Linked DNA regions of Homo sapiens: region 2 is linked to region 1. The links are chromatin contacts, found by POLR2A ChIA-PET in ENCODE. All regions are on one chromosome and are shown on one strand. The core of a region is the stretch at or near the end of the contact, and the rest is flanking DNA. Distances in the headings are between cores, read along the strand shown.

Region 1 (6,374 bases), core at 2,583-5,082:
AAGCATTTATGCAATGCTCAGGGCTTTCTTTGCAAAATTCACTAACACCATAAGAAACAGCCAATGCAATTAAAGCCTAAGGTGGGCCTGGGAGCCTAGAAGGGACCCTGAGGAGGCCTGGCTCTCCACCCTCAAGCCTAGGGGTTGGATCTGGCAAAACTGAAGTGAATTCTCAGAATTGCAGGCATCTGGGCAGGGAAGGGGTTAGCTAAAGAACATGTTTCAGGGTTTTTGGCTTTGTGGGTGTTTTGTATTTTAAAGAGCCACGCTGGTGCAGAAAGACCAGGGCCCTATCAGCTTCCCCTCCTCAAGAACCTCGGGCCTTCGGAAGGCCTTTGACCCGGTCCTGGGGTTTCAGACCCACTTTGTGCTGCCTTACACTTGGTGTTGGGATCTGTGCCTGGCTTTTCTTTTTGAGAGCCGGACCCCTTTGCCCTCCAGGGGAAAAGTTAACCATGTGGCTTTTTTTCTTTCTGCAGTTCCTTTCTGTAGCATCCTCCTTACTGCTTCCGAGCCCTGGGCATCCTGCATGAGGCGGAGTTCATCTCACACCTCTGAGATGCCTGTGCCAGCATGGCTGGAGCCCCTGGCTGGCAGAGCGGGCAACTTGGTCCTGCACATTAGGATGGGGAAGCTCCTAATACCAGCTGTCTCTCTGCCGCCATCCCCCAACACCCTCAGGAAGGGGCACCTTTCTGGGCCTGCCTAAAGGAGGGAGCATGGGTGTGAGGGCTGCCCAGGCAGGTGGGAGTACGGAGCCTTGTGGGGCAGGGTGGAGGCGTCCAGGACCTTCCTAGGAGGTTTTGCCCAACTCCCCCTAAGTGATGACAGGTCTCAGGAGGGGGCCGCCCCCACATATGGGAGGGAGAAGCTTATTTTCCCAGCTTGGGGTGGGGGCGGCTGCTGAGGGGATGGAGAAGAGATGGTAATTTATGTTGCATGTTTAGTGACACAATCCAGACACAGGTGGGATTGTATCACTAAACATGTGACATAATCACCCTATTACTCCTGAGGGGTGAGGACCCCTCCACAGGACCTGCTCTGGGCTGCATGCGATTCTGCTCCTTCTTCTGGGAGTGCTGTAGTGAGTGTGTGGACGGCACAGGCTGTGGGGGCGGCCCAACCTGGCCACTTGCCTGTCCTGCCACTTAGGAGCTGAGTGTTTGGGGGCACATGACTTACTCTCTCGGAGCTTCTCCTCTGACATCTGAAACTCACAAAGGCATCTCCCCTCCCAGGAGCTAAAATGCCCTGCACTGTGCCTGGGTGAGGCTGCTCTTGGGGCTGGATGTGTGGGTCTGGGGCAGCTGAGGGTGGGAACCATGCTGCCTGCCCCTTCCTTACCATGGGAAGGTCAGCGGCGTGGCAGGCTGGGGTAGGCTCTGGCAGCAGAGCCATCAGACTCCTGCCGCTCCCATGGGGACCTGGCCTTCTCAGCCTGAGATCCTTGGTTCTGAAACTGACTCAGAGCTCAACATCCAAATCAACAGTCTCCGCCGTCCACAGGACACACCCAGGCCACCCACAGCTCACTCTGGCTCTAGGGTCCCACTCTGACCCAAGGGAATGACCACCCTGATCCCAGTGTCACAGTTTGGTACTGGGAGCATCTCATTGCCTCTGACTTTCTCTGCAAGCCTGTAATTCCTGCCCTAAACACCCACAGCCAGGGAATGTCCTATTGAATTCCGACCGACAAAAGGCCCCAACCTGGAATGTGCCCTGCAGCCTCTGAACCAACAGCCTTGTCTGCACTATGCAGGCAAAGCCCAGCTTTGTCACCAAAGGGCTGTGTGTCAACCATGCACTTGCCTGCACGAGAACCCTAATTTTCAGCTGGCTGGTGTTTGAGAAGTTAACTCTGGCCCTGGTCTGAGTGGCCAGCTGGAACTATTTGGAGTAAATCAGCCACTGTCCCTTATCTACTGAAGATGATCATGCTGAGACCACGGTCTAATTTAGAGGGGCGGGGGCGCTATTTTGAACCGGTCCCGCCCACATGGCAACCCTCACAGCCTCATTCAGGAGACAGGCAGGGGCCTCTTGGCTTCTCCCACACATCAGTTACCCGGAAAGGGGCCTCCTCCTGAGGCTGATGTTTTCCCAGGTTTAGAGACGCAGCCCTCGGGGGAGAGGAGGATCTGGGGGCGCAGTGGCCCTCCACACACACAAACACACAAACCCCTGTATTAAACCATCCCACACGGGACCCAGGGTGACACCTGCCACTCAAGAAAGTCCCACCTGCATCTGGATTGTGTCACTAAACATGCGACATAAATTGCTATCTCTTCTTCACCCCCTCAGCAGCCGCCCCCAGCCCAAGCGGGGAAAATAAGCTTCCGCCTCCCATTTGTGGGGGCGGCCCCCTCCTGAGACCTGTCATCACTCAGGGGGTGTCGGGCAAACTCTGGGGGCTGTGTGGGGTGAAGGGCTGTGGGCTGGTGGGCATGGGAGGGGGCGGCTTCCTGCAGCTGAAGCTATTTTATCTGAGTAGAGGGGCAGCTCCACTCTGACGCAGCTTCCTCGAGAGCAGCCAGCACCAGCCTGGAGGATGCCTGCTGCACACAGCAGAAGGTTCTAGCTTTTTAGAGAAAACCAAATCTGTTCCCACACCTTGAAGATACAGAGGCTTCCAAACAGGAGAGAAGAAGGCAAAGGCCTGGGTTGGGGTCTGTAAGAAGAGAGGACAGGACGCGACAAAGACACTGCCAGGTGTTCAAAAACGGCAGCCCAGCCCCAGGCAGCAATGGAAGACGGACAGTAGCTAAGGGATCCATGATAAGGGGTGGGCAGCAGGGCCCGCTTCTCAGGCAGGACTGTGATTAGAAAGCCCGGTGGATGGGGTAGGTGGGCTGAAACCCCCAGAACGGTGGCCACTACTTCCCAAGCACTTTCATCCTGCAAAATCCCTTCTCCTGCCCTCATGGAGTTCTGACAGTCTCTGATAGACAAACAAGCCCTTCAGAGAGGGACATGCCCAATGGCACTGTGTCAAGTGGAGTCAGAAGCTTGACTTTGGGCCAGCCCCATCTGTTAGCATTTCCTATGTTAGAATGAAAATGAAAGGAAAGGAAACAGACATGTAAATGTCCATCCTCTTAGTATCTAATTTCTCTTAATTTCAGATTGATACTTGATCCACAGTATCCTGGACAACTTCTGCTAGATTCTCCCCACCCCTAGCCCCCATTAGGGATCTAGCCCTGTCCCAATCACTTACAGAGGGGCTCCTTAAAGAGGCCCATGGTCTTTTGGCAACTGAAGGAGTCCTTGTGTAATGCCGACAATTTCACCCTCTAACACATCTGTTTGCAAGCAGGATTTTCAGATCAAGGTCCACAACCCCATACAATTGTTCTTGCAATTCTGAAACCCTAAAAGCTCTCAAATGGTAAGTTTTTCCCTAAGTTACTTAGTGGCAAAATTAGACTGAACTGAGGTGAGGCTATTTACAGTTTGTATAGCTCCCAGTTAATGGGACTAGTCACATGTTTCTCTGCAGAAATATTCACGTGCCTGATGGTAGGCGAGATGTTCCACACTCTGCCGGGAAGTTAGAAAGTGTACGATAAATGGATCGCATTGTCTTTCTCAAATCTAAAATTTCTCAATTCGGAGACACATCTGGCCCCAATGACTTCAGAAAAAGGAATGTGGGCCAGAAATGCTGTTAAGTATTGGGTGAAAGCCTGCTAGTCTGCCCACTCCTGCTTCAGTCTAATAACTTTGTGTATAAACATCTGGCAGTTTCACCCCAGGGAAGGAGCTACTCCTCTCCTTCCCAGGAAAACACAGGTCACGACACACCCAGCCCTCAGATTTCAGCTGCGAGGAGGCGGGGGGTGCGGTCAGGGAGGCAGGCCCAGGAGACGCCTGTGGGACTGGTCTTCTCCCCGAGGCCTCAGGCCAGCTGTGGGCACAGTGGGCCTTTCCACGCTAGGGTGGAGCCTGGCCATCCTCACCCACACCCTGGTGCTGCCCCCAGGAGACCACACAGTAAACACTCGGGGCACCAGATTTTGAGGCAGGTGGGGTCCCACAGGACGGGTCTACCACAGTCCTGTCCCCTTGGTGAGCCCCTGCTCACCCAGACAGGGCCCGGTGTGGCCCGGCCCAGCAGACGTGGCGTGCCTTTGCGGTGGGCAGTGGGTACAGCAAGGCCAGTTGGAGCCTGCCGGAGCATCCCAGCCTCTCTGTGGGCGTTCTCATCTCCACCCCACTCTCTGATGCTCTGGTGCCTGCGCCCACAGTGCTTTCCAGAGCAGGAGGGGCTGGCAGCCCTCACAACCTGCTGAGAAAAGCAGATGCGTTTTCAAAATAAATAATATTTTTAAAAATACCCCCTTTCCACCCCCAGTCCAGAAAATGGCAGAAAAGAACATGTAAAGGTCCTTGTGCCCAAAGCTGCCTGGTGCAGCCCTCACAGGGCCCCCCTGGATCTCCCCAGCGGCTCCCGTGGGCTCACAGCTGCTGTGGGATGCCCTGCTCCTTGTAGCCTGTGAGGAAGAAGCAAAGGAGAGATGGTTAGACACCTGCTTACTTCAGGATTTCTCCAGGAGGTGCCCCTAGCCCAGAATGCACACAGGAGGCATTGTTTATACTAAGGTGTAAATGACTGCTACCATCAGAGCACAACTTTTCCCAAGGGCTTTGACTTTCTAATGGGAAACAAAAGAATGAATCAGGAAATGTGGAGTACTGGGTCTACTGGGAATGTATGACGGGCGGGCATTTGGGGTGGGAGCTAAAAGGCTATCGACATGCTCCTGAACCCACATCTGGAAGCCGCTTACAGACTGGTCTGGTGTGCTTTCCCAGTGCAGAGCCTTGGGAGCAGGTGCCAGGCAGGCTTCCCCGAAGGTTGGGCATCTGGTATGGGTGGATAGAAGGAGGAAGAAAGGAGGAAGATGGCATACAGAGGGGAGCAGCCATCCCTGTGTGCGTCCAACCTGCTGGACGGTTACGGCAGGAAAGGGCGCCTGAAGGCTAAACCTTTAAAACATTGTTGATCATGAGTCCTTTGGGAAAAAGTGAGCTCTGTGGATAGTAAGGAATTGTTACTGCTTTATTTAGGTGTGAAAGGGTATTGTGTTTGTTTTCTTAAGAAGATACCCTTTGGGAGGCCGAGGCGGGCAGATCACTATGTCAGGAGATTGAGACCATCCTGGCTAACACAGTGAAATCCCGTCTTACTAAGAATACAAAAAATTAACTGGGCGTGGAGGCATGTGCCTGTAGTCCCAGCTACTCGGGAGGCTGAGGCAGGAGAATCGCTTGAACCCAGGAGGCGGAGGTTGCAGTGAGCCGAGATTGCGCCACTGCACTCCAGCCTGGGAGGCACAGCAAGACTCTGTCTCAAAAGAAGAAGAAGAAAAAAAAAACGATACCTACTGAAATATTCCCAGCTGCTATTACATGAGCAGAATTTGCCGAGCGGTTATTCCTATTAGCCAGTGAACTTAGTCTGAAGAGGAGCTTTGGTGTATTGAGCTGCTTTTTTCTCTTCATTTAGCAGAGTATTTCTCAATTTTGGGTGCTAATAACCCATGCTGGGGTAGGGGAGATGTGGCGAATGACAGAGGAAAGGAGGCTGGCCATGAATTGATAGCAGTTGAGGCTGGTGTGGGCATTAGGGCCTCATTTTACTAGGGGCTCTACTTTTGTCTATGTTTAAGCATTTTCCAAACCAAAAGTTCAAGCTAAACATAAAAGCCCATTGACCCACTGGGAGAGTGGGTGGGGTGTTTGTGTGCAGGAGTGGGGGTCTCGGGGGAGGGGAGGGCCCCAAGCAGCAGCACGAGGCCCGCACGTCCATCCGCAGACTCACCTTGGGAAACTGCAGCAGCACAGAGTGGGAGGCAGCAGGAGGAAGAGGAGAGAGAGAAGAAGAGAAAACACAGCCTGAAAACAGAGCCACAGGGAACGCTTGGCACAGGAAACAAAGCAGATCCATGGTGAGGCCTGGGAGATGGGACAGGGGCCATGCCAGTGGCTTCTCAGACGCCATCCCCAGGCAGGGAGTGCTCAGTACTCATGGTGACAGCCACAGTGGCCAGTGGTCTGCCCACCAGGCGTGTGGGTGTGGCTAGGGGCACAGCGAGGGGCTCTCACACTGCCAGGGAGCTTGGTCCACTGCCTCCCCAGCCCTCCATATCCTGGCCATGCCCACACTGCTGCCTTCATTCTTTATTCTTGTCTTCTTTTGACACAGAATCTCACTCTGTTGCCCAGCTAGAGTATAGTGGTGTGATCATGTCTCACTGCAGCCTCAAACTCCTGGTCTCAAGTGATCCTCCTGCCTCAGTCTCCCAACATGCTGAGATACAGGCATGAGCCACAGCACCTAGCCTTTTTTTTTTCATCCTCAG
Region 2 (6,429 bases), core at 2,582-5,081, 54 kb before region 1:
AGTTCTTAAGAGGATGGAATCCAGGAGAGAGGAGGAGGGAAGAGCCAAGTTAATGACCTTCTCACCAGAGATGGAGCATTTGCTGGGCCCTGCCCAATAGGGAGGGTTAGGAACATTTCCATTTTGGGTGAAGGACACCTCGATTCTTGAGTAACCAAAAAAAGACTCTGGTTTAGCAAGATTGCAGGCCCCTTTGATGCCAGCTCCTATAGAGTGTGGATGAGGGAAGGAGTGCAGACCTGAAAGAGTCGCTAAGGAAGAGCATTCTTTGCTGGTGTCTCCAGTGTCCCTGGCTCCTGCAGGATACTGGGGATGCCCACGAAGAGATGTCCCCTGCCTGCCAGCAAGGGCATCACAGATTGAGGGATGGGAGAGTGAGCAAACAGTGACTAACCTGAGTGAAAGGTTGCCCTCCAAACCCTTGAGTGAAAAAGACCCCTGGGGCCTGGGGCCAGCCAGGCTGCCAGCCGTGGGGTCCTGGAGAGAAACCCAAGCAGACCAAACAGGAAATTCCCACAAATATGCCCCCTCTTGTTACTTGGAGAAGTCTCTAGAAAAATCCAGGTGTGAGCAGGTGAACATAAAGCAGTGTGAGCCTTGGTGTAGGTGTGCTTTATCTTCCAGGCCTGGGCCCTTAGCATGTGCTGGGTCCGCAGGGTCCTCTTATCAGCCAGATGCCGGGAGTATTGGATTCCTGCCGGCTGTGCAGCCTGGGGGACATAGAGAAGGTTAGGACAGATCCCCAGTTCCCCAGGAGCCTTCCTGCCACTGGGAGACATGGTATGGCACACAAGAATCACGAAGCACCCCAGCTTCCTTTCCCTTCCCTGCCCCACCTGCAGGTCTGCTGTGCAGGTGCCCTGCTGGGAAGCTCTCCCTCCTCCCTTCTGCGTATCCACATCCTGCATCTCCCTCCAGCTTCAGGGAGGATTCCAGGAGTGGCGTGGGGCTAGAGTGGCCTGAGAGACTTCAGGGACAAGGTAGGGCCAGCTTGCAGATTCCAGGGGATCTGCTGGAAGGAGAGGTAGGATGTGGATACACAGAAGGGAGGAGGGAGAGCTTTCTGGGCAGAGCACCTGCACAGCAGACCTGGAGGTGGGGCAGGTATGGGATGGCTTGCCCTGACGGATTGGAGTGGGCACGCCAGAGAGTGAGTGTGGGGCCGTATCTGGGGGTGGCTCTGTATCCCGGAGGGACCCTGCTCCCTCTTATGGGTGGTCAGGGAGCCTTGGTGAGGCCCTGGGCTGCTCCTGGAGCCCTGTCCTTGCCGTCTGGGCCTTGGGCAACCTCCTTTGGCAGGGTTTAGGGCTTATGGTGGAAGAGGAAGAGTGGCCATGATGGAGGGCCCCTGGGTGCCAGTCTGGGTGCTGCCCTTGGCCTAGAAACTAGGCCTCTAGTTGCAACAGGAAGAAGGCAGCTAATCAGGAGACAGCTGGGCAGTCACTCAGGGTTTTCCTGGTTTTGGCCAGAATGTGCTGCTAGGGGTCGATTGACCATGGTGGCGTCCCTCAAAAAGAGTCAGCCAGGTTGGGAGCTCCAGCCTTCAGCCCGACCAGGTCTACGCACTGCAAACCAGGGACCCGGCAGCCCTCGCAGCCTGATTGGGTGTGGAGGGGACAGAGCGCTCACCTGGAGCTAGTTTAGCTAGCTAGTTCACTGAGCTGGTTCGTGTAGCCCCTGCAGGGGGTCCCGGTCTGCAGGGGCTGGTAAGGACCCATCATCCTCGTTCTCCTGCCCCAGGCCCAGCAGTTGCTTCTGAAGGAGGGACTTCACCAACCCGACAGCGCTCAGTAATCCCTACCCTACGCTCATGGGTTCCATAAAGGGCGGGGGAGAAGAACCTCGTGCCTGGTGAGCAGCGCTGTGGAGGATGTTCGGTGCCATCCAGCCTGCGGGAACATCACACGGCGGGTGGAGACGGGGGATGAAATAAAGCCTTACTCGGGTCTTTTCTGAAAGTGCTTTTGCATTTGGCATTTAGGGGGATTTTCTTGTTTGTTAAAGGGGGAAAGGCAGTTAGTCTTACATCCAGACTTTTATTTTTAGCTGGAGCTACCTGTCCTGCCAAGTCCTTGGGCTTAATTTTTCCGATCCTTGGTGTCTTGGTTTTGAAAGCCCTTCCCCTCCTTCCCTCCCAGCTCCTTTTTGGCAGGGGCAGGTTTCGCTTTTGGCCCCAGCCAGGTTTCTAACCAGGGCTACAGGAGGGAGCTATTGAGCCAGGGGCCCCTACCTGCCTGGGCTTGTACCCAGCTGCCGCCAACCCAGCTGGGCCCTGCCAGGGGGAATACAATGAACAAAGTTGGCCACCGCCTCCACTCTGCAGCCTAGGAGAAGCACCAGGCTTTTCCCCAGTGAAGGAAATAATGATCACTAGGGAAACCCTAACTGCTTTTTTAGAAAGACCAAATGAAGAAGGAAGGAAAAAAGGATTTTTTCCAAACATGGAAAACTCAATGACTCTCACTCAGACTTTTGCAAGAGCAAAACAAAGGCTTTGACACAGAACAAATTCTCCCCTGGCAGGGGCGTTCTTCATCCACTTTCGACGCTTTGTTAGATGTGCCTTCCCCGAGCGTGTGTCAGTAAGGACGTTCTGGGAACAGACTTGGAGGGAGGGGAGAGTAGGCCTTTGTTCAGGCCTCCCCCATCTGAAAGGTCACTCTTCTGACAAAGCCCTTGCTGTTTATGTGAGGCTATTTTATAAATAGGGGGGAAGCAGATAGCCCCAGGTCCGAGAGAGATGATGGGAGCCCAGTAATCCTGTTGGCTGAGACAAAATCCTTGGAATTAAGTGGCACAAACCTGGAAGCTGTGTGACCTTTTGCAAGTTACTAAACCCCTCTCAACATGTTTCATCATTTGCAAAATGGAGACAACAATATCAGTGTTGTGAGAGTTACCTGAGCTATTAGCTTATTAGTATCTAACACTATGTTAGACATGTAACGTGATCTCTTTGCACACACGCAGCAGAGTTCGGCTGGCAATACCGTTTTCGGAGTGTTAGAGGGTCCAGGGATCATTTCCCATTTCTGATATTTTAGAGATTTCCCCTCATCTCTTTTACCCAACAACAACAACAAAGGGAGACTCTTTCTTTACGATTATCTAAAGATAAAAGCCAAGTGATCAAACTATTTAAATAAAAAGAGAAGTGCTGGAGGAAAAAGTAGCAAATTGAGGGAACAAGTCAGGTGAAAAAGAGGCTAAGAAGAGAATGTAAACCCCCTCTAGAAAATGAAATTTGCCAAGCAATCTTATTATTCACCTTGAAAATATCTTTCTTTGGCAGTGCCTAGCAGAGTTCCACATACATGAAATAAGATGCTTTGGGAAATCATTCTTCTTTTTGCAACGTCAGTGACTTGAACCAGAAACTGATATTGACTCACTTGGGCTCTGACTCTTTCCAAGTTACACATCTGGGGGCCTAAGGAACTGCCCCATGAGTTCCCGGAGCTGCGATGGGCATGGGACGGGAAGCTTTGTAAGCAATTAATCACACAGTTAGCCTCATCTGATCACCACTGGCCACGATCAGGCCCTCTGAAAGTGCCTAGTTGGATGCTTGCCAATCTGCTATGCCTTGGAGGAAAAAATCATTTCAATTTAAGAAAATAGACACAGAAGCAAAAAACCAAAGTGAGCCTGGAAGGTTTGCCTGTCTGTGACAGTCTACAGAGCAGCTGTTTGTGCCTGTCACCTGCTCAGGCTCTCACGGTGACTGCATGGGGAGGGCAGGGTGTGTGCATTGATACCTGCCGTGCCCAGTGTACGCCGAGGTTTGCCCATGCTGCAGCTGGAAGGCTGCAGAACAAAGGTTCGTTCCAACCTCTACACTTGAATTGCATTCTGCGTCATCATCCTGCCTTCTAGAACAACATCCAACTCCGTGGGCTGCCTTTTAAAATCTTGATGGAGGGGGAGAGGAGTATGTATGTTGCTTCAGCCCTTAATTTGCAAGGTGGTGAAACCACTATGGGCCTGGCCAAATCAGCAAGAAGGGGGCTGGAGGAAGGGCAGCTGTCTTGGGGTACACTGGGACTGGAAGGAGCTGCCTTCCTGAAGTCCTCCTTGCTTCTCTGAAGTTGTCCCAGCACAGCTGTGGCTTCCGGGAGAGGAATGTCAGGGCCCTGATAAGGAAATGAAGTGGAGCCCGCACCTGCCCAGAATGTGAAATTTCTTCAGCAGCCTCTGACCGGGCTCCAGATGGGCAAGTGCAGCCCCTCCCACACCTGCTGAGTTTGATCTCCCTCCTCCTGGATGCTGTGAGGCTTGGCACCTGCCCAGCCAGGCACTCAGGAAACCTGCTGGGGGTCTCTGAGCGCCCACCAGGGTAAACCAAGGTCCCTTTCTTGTGTTAAAGAGAAGAACTGGGATGGAAGCGTGCCCAGGGCTCTTTGGAAGCACCCAGGAGGGGCAATGGAAGGCTTCCTGGGAAGAGGGTTTCTGGGTTGCATTTTAAAATACACACAGGAGTTAGCTAAGTCCTGAGCATCCTCAGTCATTCTTCTGCAAAGTCCCTAATAGCAGAAGCTGACACCCTTGCGGGCCTAAGGTGGCGTGGGGACAGGTGTGTGGAGCAAGAAGTTGCCTGCAGAACTCCACAGGCCTGAGAGAATATGAGCCCGGGTGCGCTGCAGATGGTGCCATGTGTGGATGGGAGTGGGGGTCACCAGGGCTGCCAGTGACCTGCAGTCCTCACGACATACAAGTGTCTGCCCCCAGCGTCACAACCCTTTCTTCTACCCACCCCAAATTGCACTGAGAAATATAACATTGGTTTGGAGGGGCGGGAATTGGCTGGAAAGAAGACAGGAAGCAGACCCCAGGGGGCATGTGGGCTGAGCTGAGGATCAGACAGTGCTGGCCCTGGGTGGCTTGGCCTCCTGCGGAGAAGGCTGGGCTGGGCAGGGCAAGTGGCCACTGACTGGCTCAGACAGCACTGCAGGGACAGGAAGCAAGGCCAGACTCTGAACAACATGCAGAAGGCTGAGGTCTGGTTGCATCCTCACCGCTCCTGCCAGGCCTTTCCAGGGGACTTCTCTGAGCCCCAAAAAGAGAGCCACAGGTGCCGGTGGCCTTGAGCCCTCCCCTGCCCTAGGATTGAGGAGCCTCTGGTCATTGGCTGTGAGCAGGCCACAGAGGCCTGCAGGCCTGGGGTCACCTGCTGTCTCCTAACGGGGGCCATTTCCTCCCCAGGAGGCAGGGCCCATTTCCTGGCTGAGCAGTCACAGGGCATGAGAAGGGCCCCGAGCTTGGTGAAGTTCTGCTTTCCCCATCATGACATTCTTACTGAATTTTGGACAAGGGACCCCTCATTTTCATTTTGCATGTTATGTAGATGATCCTGATGATAGCTAAAGCATTTTGTAAGTGGGGTGGCCAGAGGCCCACACATCCCCACAGCCTAGAGTAGGGTAAACCTGGGTCTCTCCTTCCCCTCCTTCCTCCCTCTTCTTCCTCCTGCCCTCCTCTTCCTCCTCCCCTCCTCCCCACCTCCTCTTCTTCCTTCTTCTCTCCTCTTCCCTGTCCTCTTCCTCCTCCTCTTTCCTCTTCGTACCCTCCTCCTGCTCTCCCTTCTCTCTCCTCTTCTTCCTCCCTCCTCCCTCCTCTTCCTCCTCCCCCTCTTCACTCTTCTCCTCTTCTTCCTCTTCCTCCTTCCTCCTCTTCCCCTGTCCCCAGCAGTCCTTTTTTGCCTGCCTTATGAACGACAAAGGCTAGACCTGGAGGTTATGCCCGTTTGCCCTCTGATTTGTTGAAGGCAGTGTTTCCGTACAGCATGACTGAGGATGCCTGATGGGAAGGACCCGGGGAGGATGGCGTCACCCAGGAACCGTTAGCATCACGGGAGGGTTGGGACTTGATCCAGAAAAACACACAGAATCAGACCCTCCCCAGGCAGCCCCACTGGCTCGGGGCAGCTCCAAGGATGGGCTGGAGGTGGGGAGGAGTAACTGCTTGCCCAGGAAGGCTCCACACCCACCTGCCACAGAACCCTGGGTCTGTTTTATGGCTCTGTGTGTTGAGCAGGAGGAGATCATTCTGTGTAGGCCTTGGCCCCCAGGGAGTAGATTCCCATCTGCTCTTCAGACCAGGAACTTCTGGGAAAAGGGGAAGAGGAAAAGGGAGACAAAATGTGGCATGCCCTGAGCTTCCCCAAGGCGAGGGCTTCCTACTCCCAGGTGACGTGGGGAGCAGAATCGGGAGCTGGGGCAGGCTTCTCTCTGTTGCAGGGGAATGTGGCTGCTGTCTGCCGGCTCCTCAAGCTCCCTTCGCCTCTGACTTCCTGTCTCCTCCAATGCAAAGATGGTTGGGGTTTTGTTGTCAGATTTTTTCCCTCCCACTACAAATCTCTCTCCACATTCTCTGAATATTTTAGCTCTTTCAAGTCGGGTGCCAGGGGACAAAACCACACCAGAGGTCTCC

What was found. ChIA-PET counts read pairs that join two places held with the same protein, here RNA polymerase II (POLR2A).
Region 2: POLR2A ChIA-PET joins it to region 1 with 11 read pairs in MCF 10A. The contact joins two enhancer-like sites. POLR2A ChIA-PET finds 5 or more read pairs at or near these places in 2 of 52 experiments (MCF 10A and activated CD4-positive, alpha-beta T cell).

Annotation. Positions count from the first base shown.
Region 1 is chr1:226,600,134-226,606,507 of GRCh38, reverse strand. It overlaps STUM (stum, mechanosensory transduction mediator homolog), which reads right to left. Exons shown (of 4, transcript NM_001003665.4): 3 at 5,834-5,842; 4 at 1-4,502. The coding sequence ends at 4,468. Among named protein-coding and RNA genes, the nearest start is that of STUM, 55 kb to the right of the region's middle. RefSeq lists enhancers at 901-1,580, 1,581-2,260, 3,470-4,005, 4,006-4,542. Within about 2 kb of position 3,832, at least 20 of the 41 ENCODE cell types and tissues checked have a DNase peak (open chromatin) inside an H3K27ac peak, as active enhancers do.
Region 2 is chr1:226,654,138-226,660,566 of GRCh38, reverse strand. All of the region lies in intron 2 of ITPKB (inositol-trisphosphate 3-kinase B), which reads left to right. ITPKB-IT1 (ITPKB intronic transcript 1) reads left to right here. Exons shown (of 2, transcript NR_103784.1): 2 at 3,293-4,487. Among named protein-coding and RNA genes, the nearest start is that of ITPKB-IT1, 18 kb to the left of the region's middle. RefSeq lists enhancers at 793-1,623, 6,203-6,429. Within about 2 kb of position 3,831, at least 14 of the 41 ENCODE cell types and tissues checked have a DNase peak (open chromatin) inside an H3K27ac peak, as active enhancers do.